Regions from separate parts of the Mus musculus genome. Here region 2 is linked to region 1. Evidence: chromatin loops called from intact Hi-C (ENCODE). Cell type or tissue: left cerebral cortex. All regions are shown on one strand. Links, peaks and the distances in the headings refer to the core of each region. The heading gives the core; the rest is flanking DNA. Region 1 has its middle 62 kb from the start of Ripor2. Region 2 holds the start of Ripor2 (RHO family interacting cell polarization regulator 2).

Region 1 (9,769 bases), core at 626-8,625:
CATTTTATCTTGGTAGTAAGAATCGTGACTTGACACATGAAGCTTGGTCTCAGAGCCTCTACTTCTGTTTAGTTGAGAAGTTGCACTGGAGTCAAACAGGGCGACGGGTGATACTGTCCTTCTCATACTTTGGCCCAGTTGCAGGCCACGCCTGTGGGAGGCAGCTGTATCTCTGGTGGCGGGGTGGCCGGGGGGGGGGGCAACTGTATCTGTGTGAGTCAGTTGTACACCATGCCTATGGGAGACAGTCTTCTAGTTTCAGTTGCGGCTGACTTAGTACGTGTTTCAGAGTGCTCATCTTCAGTTGTGATCATCTGAAATTCTGGAAATTTCTAGAGTTGGAAATTCTCACAAGACACAGGAAAATTAGTGTGTCCGTGTGTAGCTATTCTTTTACTATTTTGTGGGTTATTTATTTATTTTTACCAACATTTATCCCCCTGGTTTCATCCCCTGCCAGTAGATAGGAGAGAAAGAAGAATAAGGGGGGGGGGGGGAGAGATAGAGATCTCTGGACCTAATTTTTCTTCTTGTTTCTTCTTTACTTGTAGCTGGTCTTTGCTACTTTGTGGGTTCTTCTTTTTTCCCACCCTTTATCCCCCTGGTTTCACCCCTTATCACTGGATAGGACAGAAAGAAGGATGGAAGAGAATCTTTCCCCTTGTTTCTTCTTTGAGCATGACTACTACTAAGCCCACTCCCTTCAATGACAAACAAGTACCCACTCACCATCTACTGGGGTCTTAGCATTTATAAACCCTCTAAAAAATTCTCAGAATGCCAAAAGCCATACAATCGCAGAAGCCATCTGCACCCAGCAAGTCTTTGCCTCTGCTAGAATATGAGGCAAATGATAAATCAACGGCCGCGAAGCCACCGCACATCCCCACACCTGGGATTAAAACAAAAATATATTATAGTTCTGTGTTTTTTTAAAGAAACCAAAAAATCCTGAATTCTCAAAAACATTATTTCATCCACAGGATAAGTACAGGCCAAATGGAGGGGTTTCTGTGGTACTTACTGCCAATGCAGGGGTTTCCTACCAAGTCCAAATTCTACATTCAGATGGCAGTGACAACAGTGTTTGCCTTCCAATAATTCAGTAGCCATTCTTTTATTAGTTTACAGTTCTTTAGCTACGTTTTATTTTATAACATTCTTAAAAATAAGAACATCAATGGCCCACCAACAATATTTTAGAAAAGTAGAGAAAGACCCCACTCTTCATAAAATAAAATCATGAGACACAAACTTGAAAATGATCAGAGCTAATAAACTGAGAGAAAGCAAGTTTGAAAATATGTGCAGAAAATTAGAACCAATATCCATAAAATAACTAAGCAAGTTTGGAAAGGAGCACTTCTGAATAAGAAAATAGCAAAAGTGAAAGTCATATGAATATTTGATTACTGACAAATTAAACACTGAGGAGAAAATAAACTAGTGAAGTCAAAGTAAACTGAGCGCAATGTCCACCTTAGCAAAGGGAGACAAAGGAAGAAAAGATAAAAGGAAAAGCTTAAAGACATGAAAGTTACCATGAAAAGAGCTGGGTATGATGACTGAGGTAGGAGCATGATCGATTCAAACCAGCTTGGTAAAATTCTGAGAACAGGCTGGAGTTGGGGAACAGGGCAAAACAGTTGGGGAACAGGGCAAAACAGAGTTCAGAATATATCTTGGGCTCACAGGGTCTTAAAAAGCTGACTGTGATAGCATGTGTCTACATTTCCAGTTCTGGGAGGTGGCAATAGGAACTCACTGGGCAGTTCAGTGGTGAGCTCTGGGTTCACTAAGAACTTTTCCTCAAAGGAATAGGTAGAGAGTAATCAAAAAAGACAGGGACACTGATCTTTGGCCTCCACATATGTGTACACATATGTGCACACATGCACATACAAGAGCACATACAAACATGTACATATACCGTACAGACACACAAATGAATTTATCACTGTTATTATTTGGAAACAGAGTTGAGATAAAATGCAATACAACAGAAATAAAAACTACCATCAGTATTAAGTGTTGATAAAAGCACAAAGGCACTGCTGGTGGGAATGGCAGCATACGTGGCTGCTCCAGGGACCAGGTTGACATTTCCCCTCAAACTAAACATTCACTCACCACCCATACGTGAACACTGAGGATACAGCAATGTCCTATGGTAGGTGAATTGCTAAACAAGATATATCCAACCAGACAGTGGATGTGGAAGGAGGGAATCTGGACACCAAATAAAGCAGGCAGATCCTGAGAGCCACACACTGAGTGAAAAAAGCCATGTTCAAAAGGACATCTGCAGTACCATAGACTTATACCGTAGTCTCACATACAAGACAATCTTAAACTGATCAGAGATGAGGACAATGAATGAGGCTAGGGGAAGTGGTGGGTAACTCTGAAGGTGTCCCAGGAAGGATTTCTTGGGAATACTCTGTATTTTATTTGTGGTGGTGGGTACAGGCTGACATCTGCACATCTATGAAACAGTATCCTGCTTATATATCTATACTTATATCTATACTTATATCTATACACACAGACACATACACACACCAACATAGACACACCCACACCTATACCCCCACAGACATAAATGCACAGAGATATCCATATCTGCATACACACACACAGACACACACACACACACACACACACACACACACACACCCCTATACCCATACACCCACCTAGCCTTTCTTCCACTTCTACACTTTGGATCAGTGTTGGTTTTTAGGTTTTATCATAGATATATGAAATATGACCATGTGATAAAAGGGTCATGAGATCTCTGCACTGTTTGTGCAACTTTCTGTGAATGTATAAATTTTACAAAATAAAAGTTAGAAAAAGAAAGCATAAGGGGCAGGCTGGCAAGATGGCTCAATGGTTAAGAGCGATTGCTCTTTCAGAGGTCCTGAGTTCAAATCCCAGCAACCACATGGTGGCTTGACAACCACCCATAATGAGATCTGAAGCCCTCTTCTGGTGTGTCTGAAGACAGCTACAGTGTACTTATGTATAATGATAAATAAACCTTTGGGTCTGAGTGAGCGGGGCTGACCGGAGCAAGCAGGGTTGACCAGAGTGAGCAGAGGTCCTAAAAATTCAATTCGCAACAACCACATGAAGGCTCACAACCATCTGTACAGCTACAGTGTACTCATATACATTAAATAAATAAATAAACAAACAAACAAATCTTTAAAAAAAAAGCAAGCAAGCATAAGGGAACTGTGCATGGCTTTGCACTTGGGAAGTAGAGGCAGAAGGATCAGAAATTCAGTCATCCTCAGCCATGTGTTGAGTTGGAGACTGGCCTGAGCTACAGGAGACTCTTGTTTATCCTGGATAGGTTAATGTCAACTTGACCTAAGCTAAAGTCATCTGAGAAGAGGGAATCTCAACTGAAAAAAAAAAAGCCTTTGTAAGTAGGATATGGCTGTAGGCAAGCAATTGTGTATTTTCCTTCTAATTGTTACAATTAATTAATGATTTATTGGGAGTACTTTGTCCATTGTACTCATTGAAATCTCTGGGCAGGTGGTCCTGGGTTCTAGAGGAAATTGGGCTGAACAAACCATGAGGAGCAAGCCAGTAAGCAGTGCCCCTTCATGGCCTCTGCATCAGCTCCTGCCTCCAGGATCCTGCCCTGTTTGAGTTCCTGCCCTGGCTTCCCTCAGTGAACTGTGACTTGGGGATACGTAAGCCAAATACACCCTTCCCTCCCCAAGTTGCTTTTGGTAAGGGTATCACATCAATAGTAACCCTACCTAAAACATCATCTTAAACAAAGCCAGAAAGAACAACAGAAGGTTAGAGAATTTGTACTACAGATGAAGGACACATGTTACCCAAGGGCACAGGAATCCTTGGACGAATTAACACGTATGGATAGGATTGTAGTCTATGTCCTTTCTTCAACTTGCTTCTTTCTCGTAATGGTGACAGTTCTATACAGGTCGTTTGTTTTTTATTTTTGTCTTCTCAGAAACATATCTTCTGAGTTAGCATGCTCATATCAGTGTGTAAACCCACATCTGCACTTATGCACTCGGGTGTCAGTTCCATAAAGGGATGCAGAGAATTCTGTGTTTATCTCAGCCCACTTGGTTGTTATCTGGAGAGTTGAGACTACCACCGTTTTAGAGAAGGCGTGGGTATCATCTTTCCTTTTAATTGCTACATGAGGCATATTGGCTACACATGGTAGTCTGTGGGAGGGGTTTGAGAACTGGAGAGAATCTGCACACTGTCTGCTGTGGTCACCATGGCAACCAAAGGATGGCTGCAAGGCAGGAGTCGAGGAGAAGCCTGCCCAGTGGGGCTTGGGAGCTCCAGGTCTCCCAGTCTGCCTCCACCAGAGCAAGACTGATGGAGGTCTTTCCTCTTTCATTCTTCAGACTCCAAGTGAAAACGTCTAGCCAAGTGCAACTTCAGGCTCCCTAAACCTTTGGCACCCCTCTCCACAGCACTAGGTTCTCACAACACTCACATGGCCAGGAAGAGTGACATCACCCTTTTACATCTGCCTGCTCATAATCTCCTGTCTTGACCATATGGTGCAGTAACAGGCACTCAGCAGCTGGTTTTGCTCACCCACAGTGTCACTAAAAGCCTGTCACCTATGCCTTCATTCTGTGTCCATCCCTTAACCTTGGTTCAGGCTTTTGATTGACACCCCTCCCCCCGCGCCCCACGCGCACACACACATAGGCATGAGAATCACTAACACGTGTATGTCTGCCAAAGCTAGCTCAGTGCCGCTTCAAGGATGAAGTTATTGAGATTAAATCGCTTAAAATCACCTTGGATTCAAGGAAGAACAAAGTCAGGACAGAACACAGCCCTCAGCCTTCCCCCTGCCCCAGGTGAGAGCGGTTATCCACAACCGCAAGAAGTGACCACCTCCTGAGACCCTGCTTGTCCCCCTCAAGCAATACGAACTTCTTTGGACCACTCTTCAGACGCAGAACTGAGACAACGAGGAGACCTCGAGCGGGGCTGGGTGATTGACTAGACCTCTACTCCCCACTCTCCCCTGTTCTGTACCCAGAGATGGACTTGAGTGACTGCCCCTTTCTGTTCTTCCCAATGTCACCTGATCTCCACTTGTCTCCATTCCTTGTCTCTTTAATTGGCTGTTGGGATGGCTGGACAAGCCTTACCTGGTGAGAGAGCTGGAGCCAAGGTTTTTACTCCAGAGCTGCAGTTATAGAACCCATTTTAGCAAGCCCCCTCAAACCCCTGTTTTGCAGAAGTTGGGTGGAACTGAGGGCTTCCTACACACAAAGGAAGTGTGTTTCCCTGGGCTGGGCCCTCAGCTCCTTACCTGCTCAGAACCTATCCTAGCAAACAGTTGAAACACTTCTTTTCTCCCACTTCTCCCAAATTGTGAATATTACCTTTAACCATGAAAACTCTTCGGTCCACGGCCCTGAATGCCAGGCTAGACGGTGATATTATATGTTTGAAAGGAGTTGGTCTCTCCGGTCTGTGGCTTCTTGTTCCCTCTCTCCCTGGCCTCCATGCAGACTGGGCTGTCTCTTTCTAATTAGCCTCTGGTACCTCCAAACTCTCTCCTCTCCAAACCATAATTTATGTCATGGGAAGAGTCATCCTAAAATAGCTTGTTACTTATCTCTTCTGGAAGGCCTTTCCCGGCCACACACAACCTATAATTTTAAGTACAGGCAACAAAGCAGTAAACTAAAACCTCCACTTGCAAGATGTTCTTGCTGTCCTTCTGCTGATGATGGTCAAGGTCATCTCGCCCTCAGATCAGGTTTCCTTCTGCCACACCCAAGGGCAGCCAGCTCCAGGGCTGGAGGCTGAGGGCTGGGACTTTGCCTCTTTGGACTTCCCATTTTACGGGCACAATGAGTTCTCTTAGTGGTGCTTTGCTTGGTTGTTCTGTGGGAATGCTATCATGTAAGTGCTAAGACAACACCTGTGCTGAGAGCATAAAATGACAGGAGGGCTTTTGAGGTTTGGGAAGTTCATGTGAGCCTGTAGACCTTGGCTATGAGAACAGCCCAAGTAAGAATTAAAGTCTGCATGTTTGGCTTCAAGTGGACTCTTTGTGGCCCAGGAGGGCCACCAACTTGCAGTAATCTTCCTACTATGGCCCCCTTAGTTCTGGGACTATAGGCATGGCCTACCATCACCACACCCTCTTTGCTAAATTAACCTGTGTATGTGAGCGTGAGCATGAAAGCCCATTACAGAGGAGAATCTGGAGTTTCAGTCCTTACACCCAGCCTTGGTTGAGGTAGAGTCAGAGTCCCTGTCTGTCCATCTGGCTGGCTGTCCATCTGGCTGTCTCTGTCTTTCTGAGATAGCCCTGGATGTGCTGGACTGCATAGAGATCCAGAGGACTCTGTCTCCAGAATGCTGGGATTAAAGGCCAGTGCCATCATGTCTGGCCTGGGCAGAGTCTCTTGGTGCTTACAGCTGTGTACACCAGGCTGGTCAACCTGTGAGCTTTCAGGGATTCCCCTGTCTCTGCTTCCCATGTCTTATAGGAAGGCCAGGGTTATAGAGCTTGCTGCTATGAACAGCTTTACATGAACCCTGAGGATTTGAACTCAGGTCCTCATGCTTGCATAGTGAGTGTCTTAGGGTTTTACTTCTGTGAACAGACACCATGACCAAGGCAAGTCTTATAAAGGACAACATTTAATTGGGGCTGGCTTACAGGTTCAGTGGTTCAGTCCATAATCAAGGCGGGGACATGGCAGCATCCGAGCAGGCATGGTACAGGAGGAGCTGACAGTTCTACATCTTCATCTGAAGGCTGCTAGTGGAAGACTGACTTCCAGGCAGCTAGGGTGAGGGTCTTAAGCCCATGCCCACAGTGACACACCTACTCCAACAAGGCCATGCATCCTAATAGTGCTACTCCCTGGGCTAAGCATGTACAAACTATCACAGTGAACAAATGCTTTATTTGGTGAACCATCCTTCTGGCCCCTCTCTTGCTTTTTCACCCACTAGGGACTCCATAAATACTGAATTTGTTTGCTAAAATATATTGTACTAGTTGTAGACTTTCTTTCCATACACTGTTCCCTGAGCTGGAATAGTTTCTCTTTCAACAAGTATCCCTCCAAATTTCTTATCAGTGAAAACTGTTCCAAATTACTTTCCTAAATTTTTATGACACTTTAACTGCCTATGAAACTCACTGGGGCTGGTCATATTCTGTCTTGTACTGTAACTTGTCTTTTTTATGTGCTGTTTTGCCAGCAAAGCTGTACGTCTATTGTGGGCAGATGGCGCCTGCCTTAACGGTCCTCCATGTTCACTGCAGGGAGCATGGAATGCTCTTTGCCCAGAGCAGATTTTCCTCAAATGTCTGCTGCCTGACAAACAGGAATAGAAGCAGCTGGAAATGAACAGGGTAACTCTGTCTTATACTTTCATCACTCAGGGAGCCTCTTGGGAGCTGGAGGTAGCACAAGCTGAGGGCTGAGTGTTCACATTCTCCAAAATTTCTGTTATAACTCAGCCCCCAGTGTAACATTGTCAAGGAGTGCGGCCTTGAGAAGGTTATCCAGCCACGAAAGCTTCTGCAGAGTGACTTATAAAAGAACTCACAAGAGGGACGGGGGACTAATGAGGCTCCCAGAAGCATGGGGACAGCTAACGAGACTATCATAGCATGGAGATGACATTAAAGGTGTGCCATTTTGGAATCATAGACCAGGCCTTTACCAGACGTCAACTTGCCAATACCTTGTCATTGGACTTCTAAATAAATAATTATTTATTATCCAGTCTCCTGTATTTTGAGGTTGCAACACAAACGCACTCAGACAACACACATCCCCAGACCTTTCTTACTGTCTATTCCACACAGGGTGGAGAGAGTATCTAAAACTGAGCTAGCTCTATTCTCCCCTGTACATTCAAGGAAACCTAGAGTCATATCGCCCCTTTCCTCCCCAAACTTGGAACCAAGTCTTAAACCAGGAGGTGGGCAGAAGAAAAGTGAGCACAGAGACACAATTCCAACAGAGATAAACTTAGGCTGGAAGGCGGCCTACACCAGTTAATCTTGTGAAACACTAACCTTAAGCTTCCAGAACTAGTCAGATTCATCCATGGAAAGGTAGTACTTGGCAGGAACAGGCCTTCCCCATGAAGCATTGTCCTTGGGTTGCCAACAGGTCCATGGTCAAACATGATCTCCAGGCACACTCCCAGAGAGAAAGGAAGTAACCCTACTCTATTCTATAATGTAGTGGGTAGGCCTGATGCTCTTTGGATTCTAATGTTAATTTGGGATCCCCAAACTGGTTGCCCCAGAGACAGGAGAGTCTGCATGCAGTTGCTAGTTAAGTGACCTTGCTCCAGTTAACTGTAATTGCTAAATAAAGATGTCAAAAGCTAATAGCTGGGCAGAAGAGACAGAGGTTTTGCAGATTTGGGTTGGAAGAAGAAGGAGGAGAAGAACGTGCAGGAAGAGGAGGAAGGAGAAGACATCATGGGTTAAGATTTAAGAGTGTGGTCCTGGGGGCTGCCCAACTGGAGCTAAGAGCATCCCAGGTAGAACATAGTAAATAATAAGTGATAACTCAGGGTTATCAATAGGAAAGTAGATTCTAACACCATGGAGGGGAGGCAGTTGCCCAACCATTGTGCTGTTTAAGGCTTACTGAAGATATAAAGGCTGTGAGTGTGTTTTTCATCTGGGAACTCAATAACCAAAGGTGGGGTAGAAAACCCGGGCTAGCATTTTAAGTATTTTCTGTGACATATATGGGACTGCTGCCCTGTCAGCAACCTTTTTCTGTAGGATGTTTGTCTTACTTTAATTTTTTGGATTTATGTTATTATTCTGAATGTGTGAATGTTTTGCCTATATGTATGTTTGATTGAGCACCACGAGCACGCCTTATGGCCCTCAGAGACCAGTGTCAAATCCCCTAGAGCTAGAGTTCAGAAAGTTGTGAGCCACCACATGGGCGCTGGGAATAAAGCCCAGATAGTCACAAGAGCAACAAGTACTCTTAACGACTGAGCCAACTCTACAGCCCGTGTACGGATATTTCTACAATCTGTCATGGGAAGCAGAGATTTTTGTTCTGAAACTAATCCAAAGGCACTCAGAGGGGAACCACATTTGCAAATAGATAACTGCAGATTCAAATGAAGTCTGACTGGAATAAACTGTCTTTCTACTCAAATATGGCTGACATCTTCACAAGACAACATTGAGACAAAAGGATAATGCTATTGGAACATTAAACACAGAGATGAATTACACACATGTCTACAAGGCTGTGAATATTAAGGCTTGGTGGGCATTGCTAGAAGCCACCAAAGAGGAATGGACCAGATACATTCACTTAGCTTCAGAAGAATCCAACTCTACTAAGCCTGAGATTCCAGACTGTCTCAGGGAATGGCACACACTCTGTCAGCAACCAAGTATGACAACAGGAAAGAGTTACATATTATGGCTCATAGAGACATTAAAATATGATGCAGCCATGTAATGGATGTTTTTAAAGATTTAAACATTGTTACTAAACATTACTAGAAAAAATAATCTTAAGAAACCCTGATGGATCCTGTGTAATAACAGCTCTGTGGACAGTAAGGAAGTCTACAGTGAACTGGGAATGGCAGCTCAGGTCTATAATCCCAGCATTGGGAAGACTGGTTAGGACTATTGTGAGTTCAAGAAGCTATTGGGCTATGAACTGAGACTGGGCCAGCCTGAGCTACAGAGTGAAATCTTGTCTCAAATAACATC
Region 2 (9,769 bases), core at 1,023-9,022, 62 kb before region 1:
TTCCTTTCAGAACAATCAGCTTGTGAAGGAAGAGAGCTCTTCCAGGGCTTCAAGGGAAAGCCAGTAACATTAAGCCCAAAAGGAAGCACAAACACAAGAAACTGTTAAGAGACACTGTGTATATGTAAGGTGCTTTGTAGTGTGGCCATGGCCAATCTTTCTCTGACGTGACTATCATTAGCAACAGCTTATTTCACTACTGTTCCTAGGTGACCTTCACGGGTGACCTTCCGGGCCAGGCTTGTCCTCTCTATGCCCTGATCTTCACTATCTTCTTTTAGGTTCCTGCTCTTAAATTCTGGTTCACAAGTTGTCGATCAGGAGTCAATGTCTTCTCTTGGCTTGGCACAAACCACAGGGGCCCCAGGAAGAAGCCAAACAGCCCCTCTGAGCCCTAGGGAGCCAGGGAGCCTGCTGATCTTTTCATCTGGTAGTTTCTCTTTTCCCTTCCACTCACCTCTCCTAAAAGGTGTAGCGCTCTCTGACCTACCTTAGCTCTTTGCCTGGGGTGATCATCCTCGTACTGTCCAAACCCCAAATGCTTCTGAGTGAAGGGGTGTGTTTGGTATCGACAATGATCTTACAGCGGCATGTGTAAATGCAGGGCTGTGCTTTGAGTGTGGCTCCCATGTCTTCTAAGAGTTGTACAATGGAAGTATTGGAAAGTGGTAGAATTGATCCCCAGGTTAATTGGGAGCATACAGAGAGTATGGAAGGGGGTGTGGGATTCTAGTCTCTCCCTGTCCCTGGTTTAAGATGTCATTGTTTGCTTCATACTTGCTCATTTAATAGTTACCTGCTAGGAGGTGATGCAGTCAAGAGGTGGCTCTCACCAGGCCGCTATAATACCATCCAAACGGTGAGCTAGATACATAAGTGTCTCTTTACTTCCTAAGCACCCTGCATCAGGTATTTTGCTATTATGACAAAGAACTGACTAACACACAGGACTAACCAGGCTATGTAGTCATCCAGTTGCCTCTTCCTTCTTCTCTTCTGGATTGAACTTCCTGGAAGTTAGAATTCATATTTTATGTTTTTACTATGAAGGAGAAATCTCACTCTGGCAAAGATCCCAAGAACTTGCTCAGGGAACACATGCATAAGCAGGAGGAAAAGAAAAAGTAGTATTACCCCACATTACCTATCAATGGACATTAAAAATCCACGTCAGAATTAAAAGTGATTGGTAATCAATTTTTTATATGTATTTTAGAATAGTGTAAAATCTGTATGCCATTTTAAAAGAATGTGATAAACCATTCCCTTTGTTTAAGGCTTGCTTCTTGCTCTGGCTAGAAGCTCAAGTTGGTCTTACGGAAGACAACATAAAAATACTGCATCTCATTTTCTTTCACTGTGAAAAAAATTCCAATTTCTTTTTTCATTAGTGTAATGAACATAAAAACATTCAGTGACCTCCCCCATCAGTATCTTATAAACAAAGAACAATAAAATAAGCTGGACCAGCTTCCTCTCTTCGAGGCAGTCTGGGTTTCCTTAGAAGGAGGAAACCCCTCGAGGACCCATGACTAACAAATCCTGACTAGATAGCCGCCACACTCAGAAAAACACCTATTATTTCCAGGGGATGATTCCAATCTAAGTAAGTAAGGGATAAGCTTACTTGACCAAATCAACCAAACAAAGACCTGGACCGTTAGCCCAGAGAGGAAGCCTGTGGCTTCAGAGGGGAGGCGCACAAGGAGGACCAAAAAACGTGGGTATTTCTGAATTAGCTCATGCAAGATATGGAATGGACTGTTCCGTGGAGTGCCTGAGAAGGCTCCTATGCCTGTTACATTGAGGTTTTCACAGGAAGGATGCTGCCTGGAGAAACTGAATACAATATGACAGCTTAGAGGAATGAAGCTCACAGCGGGGCTCTGCTGGGATATAGAGGTGCAGTTTCATAATCCCTTCCCCTTTCTGAACACATCTTCCCAACAGTCCCATTGTGGGCTGTTTACATGAGGACTGATGGAAGACACCATTCCACACTGAGGTCTGCCTTTGTGGAACCAAACACTTGCCTATCTGTAGCTCCTCCCACACCCCCACCCAACTCCCTTGACCCATTGTCTGATTTCAGTTGGTATTCTTTTCTGGTTGAATGGCCTCAAACACAAGCAGTACACCCCCACCCCTCACCATCCAGGAGCTTTTCTTGGTAGATGAGACTAACCCTGGTAAAAGATCTGTTTGCAAGCATGAAGCCCCTGCTCAGAACCAGGCAAGGGAAGCCCAGATGGAAAGCCAAGTCTGCCATTGCCTGGGGATCATCCATTGTGCAGATTAAATGACTTTCACTTCCACTCCTACTTCCTCTCAAGGAAAGCAAGAGGCTGGTTTCAGACTTGTTGCTTCTTTTCAGAATAAAAATAAAACTGCATTTTAATTTTTTTCCAGCCCTTGAATGCACTGATGTTAGAATAGAGCACTTGTTTGTAAACTCTTTAACCCCAAAGGACCATTGTAAGAAAGCTCTGATCATTAACTATGAAATCTGAAGGGTATATTGTCTACTCTCTATAGCTACCCTTCTCTGTTTGGGTCCTCTTAACAGAAGTGGGGTGTAATAAAATGAGCTCAAAATGTAACAAGAGGGACTGGGAAGATGGCTCATTTAGTAAAGTACTTGTCACACAAGCATGGGGACCTCAATTTGATGCCCAGTACCCACGTAAAAAGCTGGACATGGCAGTGCATACCTGCAATCTTAGGGCCAAGAAAGCAGCGAGTGGGAAGTCCCTAGAGCTCTCAGCCACTTAATCTTGCTGAATTGATGAGCTTCAGGTTCAGTGAGACTGTCTTAAATAATAAGGTGAAGACTGACAGAAGAAGACACCTGAACACACACACCCACACACACTCACACTCACACACACATTCACACAGAATGGAGGAGGGGCAGGAAGGGAGGGAGGGACAAAGAATAACAGAAGTGGTTGGGTTCATTTAGAAGGAGGCACATGGTTAATAATGTAGCTGAGTCCTAGGGTCTATCCTGGTGGGGATAGTTTCTTGTTAGTGACAGAAGATTTAGTCAGCACGCCTATCATGACCCCATTCCAAAGCCTGGACACTTATATAGGTGTAGTTCCCCAGATCCAAACAATAGGCATAAAAACCTCCTCCTTGGGGCATTCACTCCTGAAAGCAGACAAGTCCCTTCTCTGCTTCTCTGCTAATCAACAAAAGGAAAGGAGTCAGAGAACCTGTGTTTTGGTAATCAGGCTTCCGGGCAAGGCCTCTGGCCGGGCTAACAGCCTTCCCTCTCTCGGGTTTGGCAGTCTCTATATTTATATTGAGGACAAAATATTCCTAGTGAAAACATCTCACATCAGAGTGTCAGAGGAAGAGAGCAACAACACCCATCAGGGGGCTTTTGGAAAAGCAACACATGTGCTATGTTTTGACTAAACATATTCTCCAATGTTCTTTTTCAGATGGTTGGGTGCAGTCAGCTTTTAGACAGGCAAACGCATTAACTTCTAGGGCAAAGGCCACCTTGTGGCTGGATCTCCACTCTTGGGACGTCAGCAGGAGCTCTGATGTTGTTGGAGGTTGGACTGAGTAGACACCCCCCTCCCTGCCCTAAGATTTATTGCCGCAAAGCGAGGGTGCCTACTTTACAGGTAACTGCTGGAGATTGGATTGAGGGTGCTGGTTCTTTGCAGGAGTTGTGCCCTGACCTCTCTTGCTGTAACAGCAGATAGAAGGCTCTAGTGGAGCTAAACCTTATGAATGGGACTCTCAGAGCCTGCTCTAAGAGAAGTAGGCTAGTAGGAATACTGGGTGAGGGTGGGAAGGAGGAGCGAGGCAAACCTGACCCAGAAAACTCTCCCAAAACAAAACAAAACCATCCAACCAACTAACATCAAAAACAACGAAACAGAAGAAGGAAGAAATGACTGTGTCAGGAAACAATGGGCGGGTGCTCATATTTGCAAGGGGAGCTGAGAGGAAAGGCAGCTTGTGTGTGTGTGTGTGTGTGTGTGTGTGCTTTAAAGACAATCACATTGTTCCCCCAGCTGAAGTGTTGACATTTCTTCACAGTCACTCATGCAACATATAGGTGTCCCCCAGACCAGAGCCTATGGGCTGTGGATCCCACTCTGCCCCACCCCCACTCCCCAAAAAACATTGCTAGCTTCTCTAGGATTTCGTCTTGTTTTCTCACTCAGGAGCTGTGACTGTCCACAGTCCTGTCATTCTCGCACCTGAATGGCTCTGCTTAGCGAATTCCAACGCCCGCCCTCTTCTACAGCGAGGGGTCTGCATCCCTATCCAGGAAACTGTGGGAGGGAGCTATGAGGTAATAAATAGCCTGAGGGAGAACTACAGAACCCCCCCCCCACCCCCCGCGCACGTTCAATATCACAGACACCTGCTAGGGTTAGAGTGTTCCCCAAGTGTGACCCCGTACCCCAGTCTTTCCAAACACAGGTTGGCATCAAAAACAACACATTTCTTTTGGCTTGCCCTCTTCCCCATTCTCACCGGTTTCACGTGGCCAATTTGGAACAGCTGGGTCCCAGCCAAGCTCAATTGCTCAGTCTGGAGGCACATGAAGCCCTTGGAAATTGCGATCCTCCCTCTGAGCTGGATCACCCATCGCTGCTGGGTGCCCGGAAGTCTTTCGGAAGCCAGGGTTCATCCACGATCCCACCCGCGGGATCCCCTGTCCCTGACAAGCCCCTACCTTAGGTAGTGCCACAGGCTTCTCTAGCCTTCTCAATCGGTCCTTCCACAGTGCGGGACATCCTTTGGGTCGGCCTGCGCTAAGTGCACGGCCCCTCTTCCTTAATAACTTCCCTTCTCGTCCCAGCCCACATCAGGCTCCCCGGATTCGCCAGGACCTAGGAAGCCCGGACACCCAAGGGTTCTTCTTAATATGCCAGGCTCATTCAAGCCCAGGACACTCCTCCATACACCCACCTCATGCCGGTGGAAACCAAAATCAGCCGCAGAGAATGTGTTTAAGAGGCGCGTGCACCTACCTGCCGAGAACGCTCCTAGTGCCCGGAGACGCTTAGTACCGGGTGGCATGTACCACCTCGGCACCCACGCACCGCCCCTCGCTGCCGTGCACCTCCGGCTCCGCGGACACCGGTGCTCGTTCCTCCCAGCCAACAGGGAAAGGTCCGAGGGTAACAGTCGTGGCCCCAGCGCTCGGGCGTCGCACCAGCTGCCGCCGCGCCGGGTGAAGTTGCGGGGCCAGAGGACGCGCGGGTGGCAGAGAGCGGAGCGAGCGCGGTAGCGGAGAGGGCGGTGGGGAGGCGCGCACGCGGGGGCTGGCGCGTCACCGGTGGGGGGGGGGCGAGGGAGGAGGGCGGGTGGAGACAGCTGCTTGATGGTCCCTTCAGCCCGACTCCTTCAGGGTGCGCTTGGGTGCTTGCCTCCAGCTGATCGTCTGCCTGCACGTCAGGCTCTGGGACACTAGCTTGTGGCGCAGCTTAGAAGGACTCCGCCGCAGGGGAGTTGAGACCAGCCGGACACGGAGCATTAGAGGAGATCTCAGCTGAGACAAGAGTGCCTGTGCAGCCAGCCTTTGGGGATCTCAAAAAGGGCCGTGCATTGCAAATGATGAGATGGGGGAGGGTTGTGTGCAGTGGTGAAGAGTGAAGTTCAAGGCTCAAGGCAGGAGTTATGTTGAAAAGCCCGGTTGGAGAGGGCCTCTGGGTACAAGTACCCAGGGCTTGTTTCGACAGAGGTTTCACTATGATAGGGAGAAGCAAGACTTTTGTTTGACTTTGAAACCTCTCTTTTGGTGTGAATTTGAATTATACATAAGGCTATAAAATGTAGGTGGGTCTGACAGACAGAAACATTCCATAGAAAAAGGACCTTTAGAAGCTGAGTGTGGTGGCATTCAAGAGGCTAAGGCAGGAAGGCTGCTGTAAGTTCGATGCCAGCCTGGGTTATATATAGTAAATCCCAGGTCAGCATTGGTAACTAGGCTATTATATGTGTGTGAGTGAAGAGTATGAGGTTGGGTATTCTAAGGACCTGGAGCCCAAGAGTGGACTCTGCGTCCATCCTTAGGTTGGCAGTCTTCCAGGCCTCAGTTTCCTCCTCAGGGAAACTGTCTTACTCATACAATTGTGTATTTACAATATGTAAAATCAAAGTGTCCCACAAATTCATCCATCACATTCCAAGCTGAGACCTAGTCACTTTATGAGGACATTAGAATCAAGAAGTATAAACCTTGACCAACAAAGGCTAGGAGAGGAGTCTATGGCAGCATCAGGAAACCTGGACATCCTTAGACCTGGAAAACGCAAGCAGCTGAATCACACCCCACCTAAGGATACAGCCAGACTTCAGGGATCACCCAAGGAGGAGCACTGTACAGGCCTCTCACCTGGACCACGAGGCCATGGCTTGAGAGGAGCTCAGACAGGCTACCCTTGCCAGCTGCATTCTCCAATGCCCTTCTCTCAACTCAACACACTCCCCATCAGGAAGCCACCTTCCCATGTGGACATTCCTTCCTAGGAGGAAAGCGTCGACTACGACTACACATGTGACAGCTTAGCACACAGAGGGCAAGCAAGCTCTCTGTGTGTTTCCTCATGGGTGTTCTGCTCAACAAGCAAGTCCCTAATGCATCAATCCGTACAGAACTAAACGTAAGTTTATGGCGATCTTCTTATCCCCTGACATTAGACTGTTTACACCTGGCTGTAACCTTTCAGTATTTTGATTCCCACTTTATAGGCAGGCAAACTAAGGTTACAGAGAGTTAGCCTAACTTGTCCAAGATGACCCAGCCTCATCGACTTTAGATGCTCATGCAAAAAAGAGACATGGCTTGTGGGGAGACATTCTTCATGGCACACCCATCCTTTGGAGGACACAGCAAAGCCGGGCTTGGATTCCTGACGAGTGGAAATTGTGAGTTAATGCTGTGTGTTCTTTTAAATGACTGTATGTTGATTTCTTAGGCAGTGATAGACAATAGTCTATCTACATTGCAGAAACAGTGGCCTTAAAAAAAAAAAAAACAACCCTGTAAACCACAATGTGACTCTTCTGTGGCTTTAAATCCTGCTTCAGTTCCCTATATGGAATACAGAATAAAACCCAAAGTCCACACTGCTGGTGATGGTTAATCTTCATCATCAGGTTGGTCGAATCTAAACTCACCTAAGCAGTAGACCCTTGGACCAGTCTGTAAAGGGTTCCCTAGATAAGTTAATTGAAGTGGAAAGGCCGGCCTTAGATGTGGATAGCACCTTCCATTCCTGGGCTGGGGCTCTGGTCCGAATACAAGGAGAGAAGGTACTTGCCACCAGCACTTCCTGGCCATGATGGTCAGTATCCTCTCGAATGGAGCCAGGTATTTGATCATAGCAACAAGAAACATAACCTCAGCACCACTGCTAACAAGATCCTGGTGAGCCAACCCTTTATAGATCTCCACTATCTCCAGGGCCTCTCTCTGGTTCCTCAAACCTTCGCAGCCTTTTCCTGGGTCATCGCAGACCACTGGCATCTTTAGTACATCCATGTCCCCAGTGATCATTTCCATCCCCACTTGTCTTCCAATGCTGACCATTCTTTGCCTGTCACTAATCTGTGAGCTCACGGGGCAGGGACCATTTCTGCCTTACCCACTGTGTCCCAGGCCTATCAGATGGAAGATGGATAACTGCATTCTGAAGCAGTTCCTGAGTCTACAAGCATTTCCTTTCCCTTGTCAGCCTGGCTTATCTCCGTCGGGAGAGCCTTTGCCCACATCCAGATAGCAGCAGCCATTTATTCACACTCAGTTAAAAAGCCCCCAGCTATCTCCATTCCCTCCGGCCCCTTGTCCCTTTCCTGTCCTCTCACTTCTGAACTTCCTAACAGCCAGATCTCAAGATGCCTAGAACCTCTACCTTGAGTAATATTGCAGGTACTGAAGTGTGATTGCTCCAAACAGTGTTACATTTCCTGGGCTCAACTCCTCAACCTGGGGCAGAACTGAAATTGCAAATAAATAGGAAGTGGGTTGAGCAAAGTGCCACTTTGAGCTGGTTCCCCAGGCAGTGTGTATATGATGGAAGGGTAGATCCTGAACCCAGGTCAGTTTCCTCTTTGGACTGGGATCTGTCCTGGATGACTGTAGCCGCTATGGGTCCTAGCACAAATCCTCCTCAGACAGCAGGTATGAGCATGAGTTACGGATGGACGGAGCATCATAGGTCTAACGAGACAGAATTCGTTCCTGATAGGGCCCTGTGGTTCACATGCCAGAGAAGTTAAGTGATTTGTCCGTCAGGGCAACCAAATTAAGAGTACACAGAAGAAGCCAGGCACCTCAGTCCAAAGCTCTACAGCAGGCATCTCCACCTACTGTCTCTGCTGAGATCTCCAGAGTCCCCATTCTTGAAGGGGTGGATTTCTCCTTATTTCTACTTTCTCTTGTGGTGTATTTACCGCTCCCTAAGCAGAATTCAGAGCATTCCTATCCGCCAAGGGCATTCTTGTGACTTTACCCAGGGAAATAATGAAGCACAGATCTGTTCTGTTCATGGAAGCAGGGGTACTCTGGGAACCTCCTCACTAGGAGACAGTTACATTTCCTCATGCCGGCAGAAAGGAATGGTTCCTGGAACAATTTGCTTTATGGTCCACTTTAGGATACATGATCTGCCCCCTCAATTTCTGAGACTCCACTTCTCTTAACACGAAGGAATCTAGACCACACTCATTCCTATGATATTGCACACAGGTCTGTATGTAGGTTGTGCCAGTGCTATGTTGGTAAAACAAAGCAAACCAAACAAACTCCATCCATTTATAATAAGACTCGTGCCTTCAGCTCCAGGCTTCACCTTCAAAGTAGGAGCCTTGTCACGAATACCGTCACCACTTAGCACTGTCACACTGTCATGGGTGTCTCTCTCATCTCAGATGGAGGACTCTAAATTCATGAATATGTTCTCCACTCATGTGGAAACAGAAGAAGCTCAAATGAGGGAAATGTGGGCTGACTGCATGCCTGGATTGAGCATCAGTGCTTTTAGAACAGGGCTGTCTTAAAATGTTGAATTCTGCTTTGAAGGAGCCACGTGACCTCAATAGGCAGCGAGAGAGCGACATACAAAATCCCTTAAGTAAAAATTTGTTGACTTAAAAAAGAAAAGAATGGTTCCTTAGAGCATAGTTCAGCCCACCCCCTCACGTCATTCCTCATCAAGAATACTCACAAATAAAAATGGCAGCTACTATCAGTGGACCATTGGGTGAGGACAGTATCAGGTAGTGGGCTAGGGAAGGCTACTGCAGCAACCCGACCTGCTTGGTGGGGTGGTCCTGGAGATGAGCAAGTGAGGTGTGCCATAGGAAAGAGGAAGTGCTCTGGGTGCTATGGGAACGGCTTTATTTTTGGTAGCATGAAACTGTGTTTTAACTTCAGCAGTACCGACAAGTTTCCCTTTCCGAAACAGTAAGGCTGTGTCATTCTCCTTCCGGAGAATTTTTGAGCCGATGTTTGGCTAACAGAATCAGCCCAGTGAGCCTGGTGGAGATTGATAAATACACCGTTCATCAGAAGAATCAAGGAAAGCTTGATTTGATTTCCCAATTTAGAACTCCATCTCTGTAACTCAGAGCTCAGCATGTGCCCGAGGAATGCCCGGCATTGCCAAGTGAAGCTGATGTTCTCCCTGGGATCTATCAGATCCTTCTGTGTTTAATTTTTCTGTGTATCCTGTGCCTAGGACACTGGTGACTTCTGGCTTCTACTCCTGGCCTTCGTTGACAGTTCCTGGAG

What was found. Peaks named below come from ENCODE experiments on the same cell type or tissue, not always from the same donor. Only the 100,000 strongest peaks of a DNase experiment are listed, where the experiment ranks them.
Region 2: it touches region 1 in a loop (4-fold over the local background); 4 of 42 quality-filtered maps call a loop at or near these places.

Annotation. Positions count from the first base shown.
Region 1 is chr13:24,571,354-24,581,122 of GRCm38, reverse strand. It overlaps a transcript of Ripor2 not described here. Among named protein-coding and RNA genes, the nearest start is that of Ripor2, 62 kb to the left of the region's middle. In left cerebral cortex, for the core only: no CTCF peak of the experiment used is centred there; DNase peaks (open chromatin) are centred at 3,719 and 4,234; H3K27ac peaks cover 1,267 bases.
Region 2 is chr13:24,634,171-24,643,939 of GRCm38, reverse strand. Ripor2 (RHO family interacting cell polarization regulator 2) reads right to left here and starts at 5,292. Exons shown (of 23, transcript NM_029679.2): 1 at 5,004-5,292. The coding sequence starts at 5,052. In left cerebral cortex, for the core only: no CTCF peak of the experiment used is centred there; DNase peaks (open chromatin) are centred at 4,259, 4,631, 5,012, 5,392 and 4 more places; H3K4me3 peaks cover 2,969 bases; H3K27ac peaks cover 1,831 bases.